2 separate regions of the Homo sapiens genome follow, and region 2 is linked to region 1. Evidence: chromatin loops called from intact Hi-C (ENCODE). Cell type or tissue: heart right ventricle. All regions are shown on one strand. Each heading gives the region's core, and the rest is flanking DNA. Links, peaks and the distances in the headings are about the cores only. Region 1 has its middle 8.3 kb from the start of MT1HL1. Region 2 overlaps RYR2 (ryanodine receptor 2).

The links. A loop is a pair of places that touch in the nucleus more often than their neighbours do. Peaks named below come from ENCODE experiments on the same cell type or tissue, not always from the same donor. Only the 100,000 strongest peaks of a DNase experiment are listed, where the experiment ranks them.
Region 2: it touches region 1 in a loop (7-fold over the local background); 1 of 110 quality-filtered maps calls a loop at or near these places.

The regions. Positions count from the first base shown.
Region 1 is chr1:237,010,074-237,015,454 of GRCh38, reverse strand. No RefSeq gene overlaps it. Among named protein-coding and RNA genes, the nearest start is that of MT1HL1, 8.3 kb to the right of the region's middle. RefSeq lists enhancers at 1,910-4,237, 4,680-5,381. In heart right ventricle, for the core only: no CTCF peak of the experiment used is centred there; DNase peaks (open chromatin) are centred at 2,305 and 2,534; H3K27ac peaks cover 4,310 bases.
Region 2 is chr1:237,072,499-237,077,879 of GRCh38, reverse strand. The region is part of intron 1 of RYR2 (ryanodine receptor 2); the gene reads right to left. Among named protein-coding and RNA genes, the nearest start is that of RYR2, 33 kb to the right of the region's middle. RefSeq lists an enhancer at 1,768-2,433. In heart right ventricle, for the core only: no CTCF peak of the experiment used is centred there; no DNase peak of the experiment used is centred there; H3K27ac peaks cover 509 bases.

The sequences.
Region 1 (5,381 bases), core at 258-5,257:
AACATAGTGACACATCATCCTTATAAAAAAATCAAAAAATTAGTTGGGCGCATGCCTGCAGTCCCACCTACTCAGGAGGTGGGAAGATTGCTGGAGCCCGGGAAGTTGACGCTCTAGTGAGCCGTGATCATGCCACTGCACTCCAGCTTGGGCAACAGAGTGAGATCCTGTCCAAAAAAAAAGAAAGAAAAAAATAAGAAAAGGAAAATATTTAGAGGACTTACATTACCTATTTCCAAACTCACTTTACCACTACAGTAATCAAGATGGTGTGCTATTAATGTAGCAAAGATAAACCAGTAGAACAGAATAGAAACTACAGACATAGACCCACATATATGTGATCAATTGATTTGTAATTGGCTGAGCATGATGCCTCATGCCTGTAATCCCAGCACTTTGGGAGGCCAAGGTGGTTGGATCACCTGAGGTCAGGAGTTCGAGACCAGCCTGGCCAACATAGTAAAACCCCATTTCTACTAAAAATACAAAAAAAAAAAAAAAAAAAAATAGCTGGGCGTGGTGGCAGGCACCTGTAATCCCAGCTACTTGGGAGGCTAAGCAGAAGAATCACTTGAACCCGGGAGGCACAGGTTGCAGTGAGCCGAGACCACACAATTGCACTCCAGCCTGGGCAACAAGAACAAAACTCCATCTCAAAAAAAAAAAAAATTTAAGAGACGAAGTCTCACAATGTTGCCCAGGCTGACCTCGAACTCTTGGACTCAAGCAGTCCTCCCACTGCAACTTCCAAGGAGCTGGGACTACAGATGTGCACGACTGCACCCAGCTCAATTGACTTCTGATGAAGGTGACAGGTAATTCAATGAGGGAGAGAATCATCTCTTCAACAATCAGTGCTGTAACAAATGGACACATATGTGAAAAATAACTTTGTCATACCTCATTTCATATTCATCTGCAAAAATTCACTCAAAATGATCATAAACCTAAATGTAAAAGCTAAAGCAATAAAACTTCTAGAAGAAAACTTCAGAAGAAATGTTTGTGACCTTGGTTTGTATCTAAGATATCTCAGAGAGGACAAAAAGTACAAACTGTAAAAGAAAAAAAGTTGATAAATTGGACTTGATCGAAATTTAAAACTTTTCTTGTTAAGAAATTAAAAAGGCAAGCCAAAGATTAGGAAAAGATATTTACAACACCCATACCTGATAAAAGATTTGTATTGAGAATATAAGGAATTCTTCTAGGATAATAATAATAAGACAACTTTTTTTTTAAGGCAAAAGATTTGAACAAATAAACTCACTATATTTTAGGAAACTTATTTTTGTTATGGTTGAGACAGGGTCTTACTCTGTCACCCAGGCTGGAGTGCAGTGGTGCAATCATAGCTCACTGCAGCCTTGAACTCCTGAGTTCAAACAATCCTCCTGCCTTAGCCTCCCAAATAGCTGGGATTACAGCTGTGTGCCACCATGTCCTGCTAATTTTTAAAAGTTTTTTGTAGATATGGAGGTGGGGGTGTCCTGGGGGTGTTGCCCAGGATGTTCTTGAACTCATGGCCTCGAGCAATCCTCCCACCTCGGCCTCTCAAAGCGCTGGTACAGCCATAAGCCTCCATGCCTGGCAGTCTCCTCTTCTTATAAGGACATCATTCATTGGATTAGGGCCCATCCGAAGTCCAGAATGATTTCACTGTGAGATCCTTAACTTATTACGTCTGCAAAGACTCTGATATCCAAATAAGGTCACATTCTGAGGTTCTGGAAGAACATGAAATTGGGGGGCACACTATTCAACCTGCTTCACTCACCATCCTAAAGTTTATAATAGCATTTCTATTATAATTTATAATAGGAATTAAGAGTTTTACTTTAAAATTTATATATACCATTTATATATTCCTAAATTTTTCAGCAAAGTTTGTGTCACATTCATTCATTCATTCATTCACCAGACAAACATTTAGGGGACATTTACCATAGGACATAGGAGTTTAGGCTCTTATCCTAAACCTAGGTATCATTCCTACCCCTGAGTTCTTCACAATGATTTTGTACCTCTCCTTCCAAAAGGAATCATCTGGCAGAGAGAGCATTTCTCCCAGGCTGGAGTTATTTTCACACGTTAGTTTTTAAATTAAAACAATAGTAAAGTGCACTGACATTTTGTTCCTACAGCATGTGGAGTAATATTTTTATGGTTACTCTGGCAACCACAAAGGCAAGAGCAGCAGGGGGGAAGGAGCAGAAGGGCTGGCACGGGTCACTGGGAGGTGGAAGGAGCACCTCGCTGCGGTGTGCTGGCTCGGGTCCAAACAGGACGGGGCCGCAAGACCAGCTACTGCACAGAAAACGGCCTGAATCCCCAGCCTGAGTCATCGTCCCATGACTGGAGAACATGGACAGATTATTTTCTCAAGAAACTGGTGATAAACCAAGGGCTGCAGGAATTAAGATCTAGTGCTAAAAAAGAAATGTTTACATAGGGCTAGATATCCCGTCAGCATAGAAAGGGCAGTTGTTGATTGAACTACTATTTGTAGACGACAGGCACATGCGCTGCCAAGTCCATAGCGACTAAAGTGCTGTCAAGGACTTGGTTTTGCCAGTGCACCGGATTCCGGGACAAAGTCTGAGCTAGGTCATATGCTCTCTCCTCTCCCTATGCTTATGAAACATGGTCCTACCCCTAATTAGTCAGTCCCTGTCTATTATGGACCAACTACGTACACAGCACTGATCCAGGGGCTTTGGAAACACTTTTTTAAAAAAGCGTTAAACAGACTTTGCTCCAGCCAATGACATAATGCAAATGAGACAAATAAAATAAAATTGTGCTTATGCAACCTAGGTATTTCACCTTCTGAGTCTTAAAAAAAAAGAGAGAGAGAGAGAGAGAAAAAAGAGGGAGGTAGTTTGGGAAGGGAAAATTATGCAAAATCTTGTTGAAAGTCAACATGTCCTAATATTAGTGAAGAGTATGAGCTTGGCTTCACATGGTCCTGGATCGAACTCTAACTTTCACTCGCCAGCTAAATATCCCTATCCTTGCAGGTTACTTATATTTATTGACCCTTTCATCCCTCTCATTTGTAAAACGGAAAGGGAGATTCCTACCTTGTGGGTTTGCAGTGAGAATTAAATGAGAACATGTGTGATGAGCACTAATGTCATATCCGGCCTCTCACAGAAACTCAGTAAATGGTAAACGTCACTGTTGCTGTCGTTCATGGATTCAGTCTCACCCTGGGCATAGCTTGGGACAGGGACATGAGGCCATAGTGATTGAGAGCACCGAGAGGCTATGGAAGCTCACTTCTGAGGCCCAGTCCCCCCGGCAAAGTGCAGCATCCGAGGGACACCAGAGTCTCCGAACCAGAGGAAGTACAATGGCCATCAAGGACAGGAACTACCTAAACGCTCAGCCATCCTCTGAGACCTATTCGATGAGGTATCTGGCTCAACCACTTAGTTCCTACTACTAAGATTTTCTGATTTGGGGAGAAAAAGTGGTGAGTGGAAACCTGCTGGTTTCCCCCGGGACCTGGGGGTGACTCTGGAGCCCTCCTCTCAGTCTTCGCTCTGAGTCTTCGTAGAGGAGGAACAAGCATTCCTCCTCTACCTCAAGGTGTGGGTTAAGTGGGAAACAGGAGCTCGGTTGGGGCTTCAGGAGAATGATCCAGGGCCTGGTTGTGGGAAGTTGGCCAAAAGAAAAGTAGGGTGACCCACAACAATGTGGGAAGGAAGAGTTCGTCCTTTTCTCCTTGGCCATCGTCTCTATAACTTAGCAAAATCAACTTGGCTGAATGAGAAGTTGTCTCACCCCTCTGTTAGGTTAGTCACTCAATAACAATTATTTTTAAGATCATATTCTATTTATATGCCAAAGAGCTAAATATAGAACTGTGTGACTCTACCAGCATTCAGAAATATTCCAGATACACTAAAATGAAAACCTGACTATAAAATAAATCCACCCCAGATTACCTCAACTTTCAGAAGATCATATCTAGAAAGCAGACAATACTAACATTTAAATGGTTTTAATCATAGTCAGAACCAGAGAAAAACGTTTCTGTTTGTCAATCTTTTAAAGGCAAACAAACCTAAATCTTCACCAATATGCGATTTTTTAATACAATCATTTTTCACAAATGTGGTCAAATTGGTTACAAGAACAACTAATCCCACACTAGTTTTATTTAGTTCCCAGTGAGAAGGTGTAATTCTGACTTGCCTTGACTAATAGAACTGTCGTGTTGTCTGGCTAAACATAGAAGCTATTAGAGAATTAGGACATAAGTATTCTAACTTCTAGAATGATGGAGAATGAGAATTGGAGACTTAGGTCCTAGGCCCCAGCTCTGGACAAGTCTTTTAACAAAAATAGTGCTGAGCATTTGCTAGAGCACAGTTCTGAGTAAGTAAGGAGTATGGGAGAAGAGAAGGCTCATTTCTTTCCCTTGCAGGGGCCAAGGGAAAACTTCCCCTTTGCCCTCTGAAGTTTCACTGAAAACTTAACTGACAAACGGCAGATTAATTGGAGAAAAGCCATGAAAATTGATTCACATGCACGGGAGGGAGAACCCCCATCTCAATGAGAGATGACCCCCTATCCTAGGGAGGCCCAGATGTTATATGCTCTTATTCCAGAGGGGAGGGAGGGATAGGGAATGTAGATCATTCCGTTGAGGGGCAATCAATGATTACTAAGGAGAATGAGTGGATATGAGTGGATGGGGAGCAGAGATTAACTTGTCAATGGTTGTCTTTGGAAACTGACTGAGCCTAAGAGACAGATACTATCTTGTAAGTGGGTGTGTTCAGGTGTGTTTAGATTCTTGCTCTTCTTTTCTGAACAGGTAATGAACTAACACAGAGGAGAAGGAAAAAACCATTTTCCCTCTTGGTAGGTCCCTCTTTATGTACATAGGGGAAAAGTCATTTCCAGTGTCTGTGGGTCTTTAAGGGCCTTTACTTCAAAACACTCATACCAGGGAGCTATATTTTAGAGTAACATTCCCCAAACTCCCTCACCCTCAAGTGGTTTAGCAATCATTTGGTGTTACAAAATTAAACCAGTGGCACAGAGGAGCCCGGTAAGACTGTTTATAATGAAGTTCTATGTGGATACACAGTTTCTAGGTATAAGAAAAAGGGGAAAAAAATCCATGGACCTGGAGCTGTTGGGGAAGGCAGACATTAGGCTGGCCCTGCACTGTTAGGTAAGCTATGGATAGGAAATGTTGACCAAAACAGCCAAACTCTGTGAAATATTTGAAGAGGTTTATTCTGAGCCAACTGTAAGGACTATGACCCATGACACAGTTTCAGGAGGTCCTGGGAACATATGCCCCAGGTGACTGGGTTAAGCTTGGTTTTACACCTTATAAGGGGACAGAAGTTACACAC
Region 2 (5,381 bases), core at 173-5,172, 63 kb before region 1:
TTACTTCCAACTATGTGGCCAATTTTGGAATAGGTGTGGTGTGGTGCTGAAAAAAATGTATATTCTGTTGATTTGGGGTGGATGGTTCTGTAGATGTCTATTAGGTCCGCTTGGTGCAGAGCTGAGTTCAATTTCTGGGTATCCTTGTTGACTTTCTGTCTCGTTGATCTGTCTAATGTTGACAGTGGGGTGTTAAAGTCTCCCATTATTAATGTGTGGGAGTCTAAGTCTCTTTGTAGGTCACTCAGGACTTGCTTTATGAATCTGGGTGCTCCTGTATTGGGTGCATAAATATTTAGGATAGTTAGCTCCTCTTGTTGAATTGATCCCTTTACCATTATGTAATGGCCTTCTTTGTCTCTTTTGATCTTTGTTGGTTTAAAGTCTGTTTTATCAGAGACTAGGATTGCAACCCCTGCCTTTTTTTGTTTTCCATTGGCTTAGTAGATCTTCCTCCATCCTTTTATTTTGAGCCTATGTGTGTCTCTGCATGTGAGATGGGTTTCCTGAATACAGCACACTGATGGGTCTTGACTCTTTATCCAACTTGCCAGTCTGTGTCTTTTAATTGCAGAATTTAGTCCATTTATATTTAAAGTTAATATTGTTATGTGTGAATTTGATCCTGTCATTATGATGTTAGCTGGTGATTTTGCTCATTAGTTGATGCAGTTTCTTCCTAGTCTCGATGGTCTTTACATTTTGGCATGATTTTGCAGAGGCTGGTACCGGTTGTTCCTTTCCATGTTTAGCGCTTCCTTCAGGAGCTCTTTTAGGACAGGCCTGGTGGTGACAAAATCTCTCAACATTTGCTTGTCTATAAAGTATTTTATTTCTCCTTCACTTATGAAGCTTAGTTTGGCTGGATATGAAATTCTGGGTTGAAAATTCTTTTCTTTAAGAATGTTGAATATTGGCCCCCACTCTCTTCTGGCTTGTAGGGTTTCTGCCGAGAGATCCGCTGTTAGTCTGATGGGCTTTCCTTTGAGGGTAACCCGACCTTTCTCTCTGGCTGCCCTTAACATTTTTTCCTTCATTTCAACCTTGGTGAATCTGACAATTATGTGTCTTGGAGTTGCTCTTCTCGAGGAGTATCTTTGTGGCGTTCTCTGTATTTCCTGAATCTGAACGTTGGCCTGCCTTGCTAGATTGGGGAAGTTCTCCTGGATAATATCCTGCAGAGTGTTTTCCAACTTGGTTCCATTCTCCACATCACTTTCAGGTACACCAATCAGACGTAGATTTGGTCTTTTCACATAGTCCCATATTTCTTGGAGGCTTTGCTCATTTCTTTTTATTCTTTTTTCTCTAAACTTCCCTTCTCGCTTCATTTCATTCATTTCATCTTCCATTGCTGATACCCTTTCTTCCAGTTGATCGCATCGGCTCCTGAGGCTTCTGCATTCTTCACGTAGTTCTCGAGCCTTGGTTTTCAGCTCCATCAGCTCCTTTAAGCACTTCTCTGTATTGGTTATTCTAGTTATACATTCTTCTAAATTTTTTCAAAGTTTTCAACTTCTTTGCCTTTGGTTTGAATGTCCTCCCGTAGCTCAGAGTAATTTGATCGTCTGAAGCCTTCTTCTCTCAGCTCGTCAAAATCATTCTCCATCCAGCTTTGTTCTGTTGCTGGTGAGGAACTGCGTTCCTTTGGAGGAGGAGAGGCGCTCTGCGTTTTAGAGTTTCCAGTTTTTCTGTTCTGTTTTTTCCCCATCTTTGTGGTTTTATCTACTTTTGGTCTTTGATGATGGTGATGTACAGATGGGTTTTCGGTGTAGATGTCCTTTCTGGTTGTTAGTTTTCCTTCTAACAGACAGGACCCTCAGCTGCAGGTCTGTTGGAATACCCTGCCGTGTGAGGTGTCAGTGTGCCCCTGCTGGGGGGTGCCTCCCAGTTAGGCTGCTCGGGGGTCAGGGGTCAGGGACCCACTTGAGGAGGCAGTCTGCCCGTTCTCAGATCTCCAGCTGCGTGCTGGGAGAACCACTGCTCTCTTCAAAGCTGTCAGACAGGGACACTTAAGTCTGCAGAGGTAACTGCTGTCTTTTTGTTTGTCTGTGCCCTGCCCCCAGAGGTGGAGCCTACAGAGGCAGGCAGGCCTCCTTGAGCTGTGGTGGGCTCCACCCAGTTCGAGCTTCCCGGCTGCTTTGTTTACCTAAGCAAGCCTGGGCAATGGCGGGCGCCCCTCCCCCAGCCTCGTTGCCGCCTTGCAGTTTGATCTCAGACTGCTGTGCTAGCAATCAGCGCGATTCCGTGGGCGTAGGACCCTCTGAGCCAGGTGTGGGATATAGTCTCGTGGTGCGCCGTTTCTTAAGCCGGTCTGAAAAGCGCAATATTCGGGTGGGAGTGACCCGATTTTCCAGGTGCGTCCGTCACCCCTTTCTTTGACTCGGAAAGGGAACTCCCTGACCCCTTGCACTTCCCAGGTGAGGCAATGCCTCGCCCTGCTTCGGCTCGCGCACGGTGCGCACACACACTGGCCTGCGCCCACTGTCTGGCACTCCCTAGTGAGATGAACCGGGTACCTCAGATGGAAATGCAGAAATCACCCGTCTTCTGCGTCGCTCACGCTGGGAGCTGTAGACCGGAGCTGTTCCTATTCGGCCATCTTGGCTCCTCCCGCAGACTTTCTTTCCAACACACTTTCTTCTCATATTTTTCCCCCTCTAAGCATAGAGAAAAATGCATGGGCCAAAAAAAAAGGCAGAAAATCCTGCATAAGCAGAACTATGAAACAGGCTTTCCAAAATGTTGCTTAGAGGCTCAGATTTTAAATTCACGCAGTGATATCCAAGCATAAAACCTACATGAGAATGAGAGTGGGTTCAGCGCTTGGGTCTCTGCCCTCCTAAACATGGGGTGACTCCCACAGCCTTTTCTCTATCAATATAGCTCCCAAACATGTGGAATCAGCCCAGATCCCTCTCCGAGACCTGGCTGCACAATCCAGCTGCATGTTCAGTATTTCTACCTAGACATACACCAGCTTCAAAATCGGTGACTCATCAACCTAACCTGCAAATCAACTCTTGCCCAGGATGGCCCCTCTACCGTTTAATAATATAACAATAGTTCCAGTCACACCAACGTAACATCGCCTGAATCATCTCTGATGGACTGCCCTCCCCCAGTCTTCAGTGTCCAGGCACAAGACAGACTCTTACACTGGGCGAAGAAGGACTAAGCCAAAGGGCCATCTTGGGTTTGCATAAGTCATCCCTGATGTGGCACTGGAACACACATTCTACCCGTGGTGACTGACTAATCATAAAAGAACATCATGAATATGTCTGGGCTGGGGGAGGTTGTGGCAGAACATTTGAAACAAGTTATGCAATAAGACAAAAGCAGGTGACTTTGGAGGGATGCAGATGACATCATGGTGAATCCTGCTTGAGGCCTCAGAGGTGTAAAGCAGCCTCTATCCATCAGTGTCCTCCCATTGCCGCATCTTCCTCCCAAGGAGTCATCCTTTTCTTCCCCATCTCACAGTTAGTACGTAGGTTATGGCAGTGCTGCCCAATAGCCTATCCACATATACAATTTTATTTAATCTATTTTTTGAAACCTAGCCTTGATCTTGCTCTGTCACCCAGGCTAGAGTGCAGTGGCATAATCGTAGCTCACTGCAGCCTTGAACTCCTGGGCTCAAATGGTCCTCCTGCCTCAGCCTCCCAAGTAGCTGGGATACAGGCACGTTCCACCACACCCAGCTAATTTATTTTCATTTTTTTAGAGATGGGGTCTCACTATGTTGCTCAGGCTGGTTTCAAACTCCTAGGCTCAAGCAATACTTCTGCCTCTGCCCCCTGAGTAGCTGGGATTACAGACATGAGCCATCATTTAGGGCTCCCACACAAAAAAATTTTAAATCTTCTCATAGCCATGGTTAAAAAAAATACGACGAAAAGGAAAAGGTGAAATTAATTTTAACCATATATTTTGTATAATCTAATATGTCCAAAATATTATCTCAACATGTAATCAATCACTACTGAAGCTTTTTTTTTTTTTTTTTTAAGATGGAGTCTCTGTCGCCCAGGCTGGAGTACAGTGGTATGAGCTTGGCTCACTGCAGCCTCTGCCTCCCAAGTTTAAGCGATTCTCATGCCTCAGCCTCCTGAGTAGCTGGGACTACAGGTGCATGCCACAACACCCAGCTAATTTTTTTTATTTTTAGTGAAGACGGGGTTTTGCCATGTTGGCCAAGCTGGTCTCGAACTCCTGACCTCAGGTGTCCGCCCACTTCAGCCTCCCAAAGTGTGGGATTACAGGCATAAGCCACAGTGCCCACCCTGAAGCATTATTAATGAGATATTTTATATTCTTTTTGCCATGATAGGTCTTTGAAATCTGGTATGCATCTTACCCCTGCAGCACATCTCAACTCAGAGGGGCCAAATTTCAAGTATTCAACAGCCACACATGGCCAGTGGCTGCCATACTGGACAGCGGGGCTCTGAACAGTGCTTATTTCAAATGCAGAGCAGGACAGTGACTTCCTACGTGGTCCCCTTTGTCTTATGAGGTTCGCCTCTGGCCTTGCTGACTCTCACTACCTGTGTGGTCCACGTTGTATATGGATTCAACTACCTGGCACGATCTTCCTTGTCTGCTCGAGAGAGAGGCCCATCCAAAGCAGGGCCCCTATCTGTATTCTCAACACCCACCACAAACCAGGCATTCCGTAGATGTTTGTCAAATAGTCAATCAACTAAAGACTCCAGGATAAAATCCAAATTCCTTAAAATGACAATCAGGTTTAGCCTTTAACTCCTTATAACAATCCTCTTCATAGTCCTCTACACTAGGTCCTTAAGTGTCTAGTTCAGCGTGCGGTGGGGCGAAGATAGAAATAGGTCCTGAGGTAAATATGTGGCAGCTTCCTGGAGCATTAGTTATACTAACAGATGAGTTTTTGTTTTTTTTTTTTTTTTTGAGATGGAGTCTCGCTCTGTCGCCCGTGCTGGAGTGTAGTGGCATGATCTCTGCTCGCTGCAACTTTTGCCTCCCAGGTTCAAGCGATTCTCCTGCCTCAGCCTCCCAAGTAGCTGGGATTACAGGTGACTGCCACCACGCCTGGGTAATTTTTTGTACTTTTAGTAGAGTCGGGGTTTCGCAATATTGCCCAAGCTGGTCTCGAACTCCTGACTTCATGTAATCCACCTGCCTCGGCCTCCTGAAGTGCTGGGATTACAGGCGAGTATTTTTAAATATTTTCAGATTAAAATGCTCTGGCAAACACTAAAAGATTTTTTTTAAGATTAAATACGAGTTTCCAAATCCATTTTATGTGTGCAACAAGTAGCTTTATAACTGACATTCTAGAAAACCTCCCACAGCTCCTTTTGGCATTCACTTCCCCCTTGCTGGTTGGTGCACTAAAG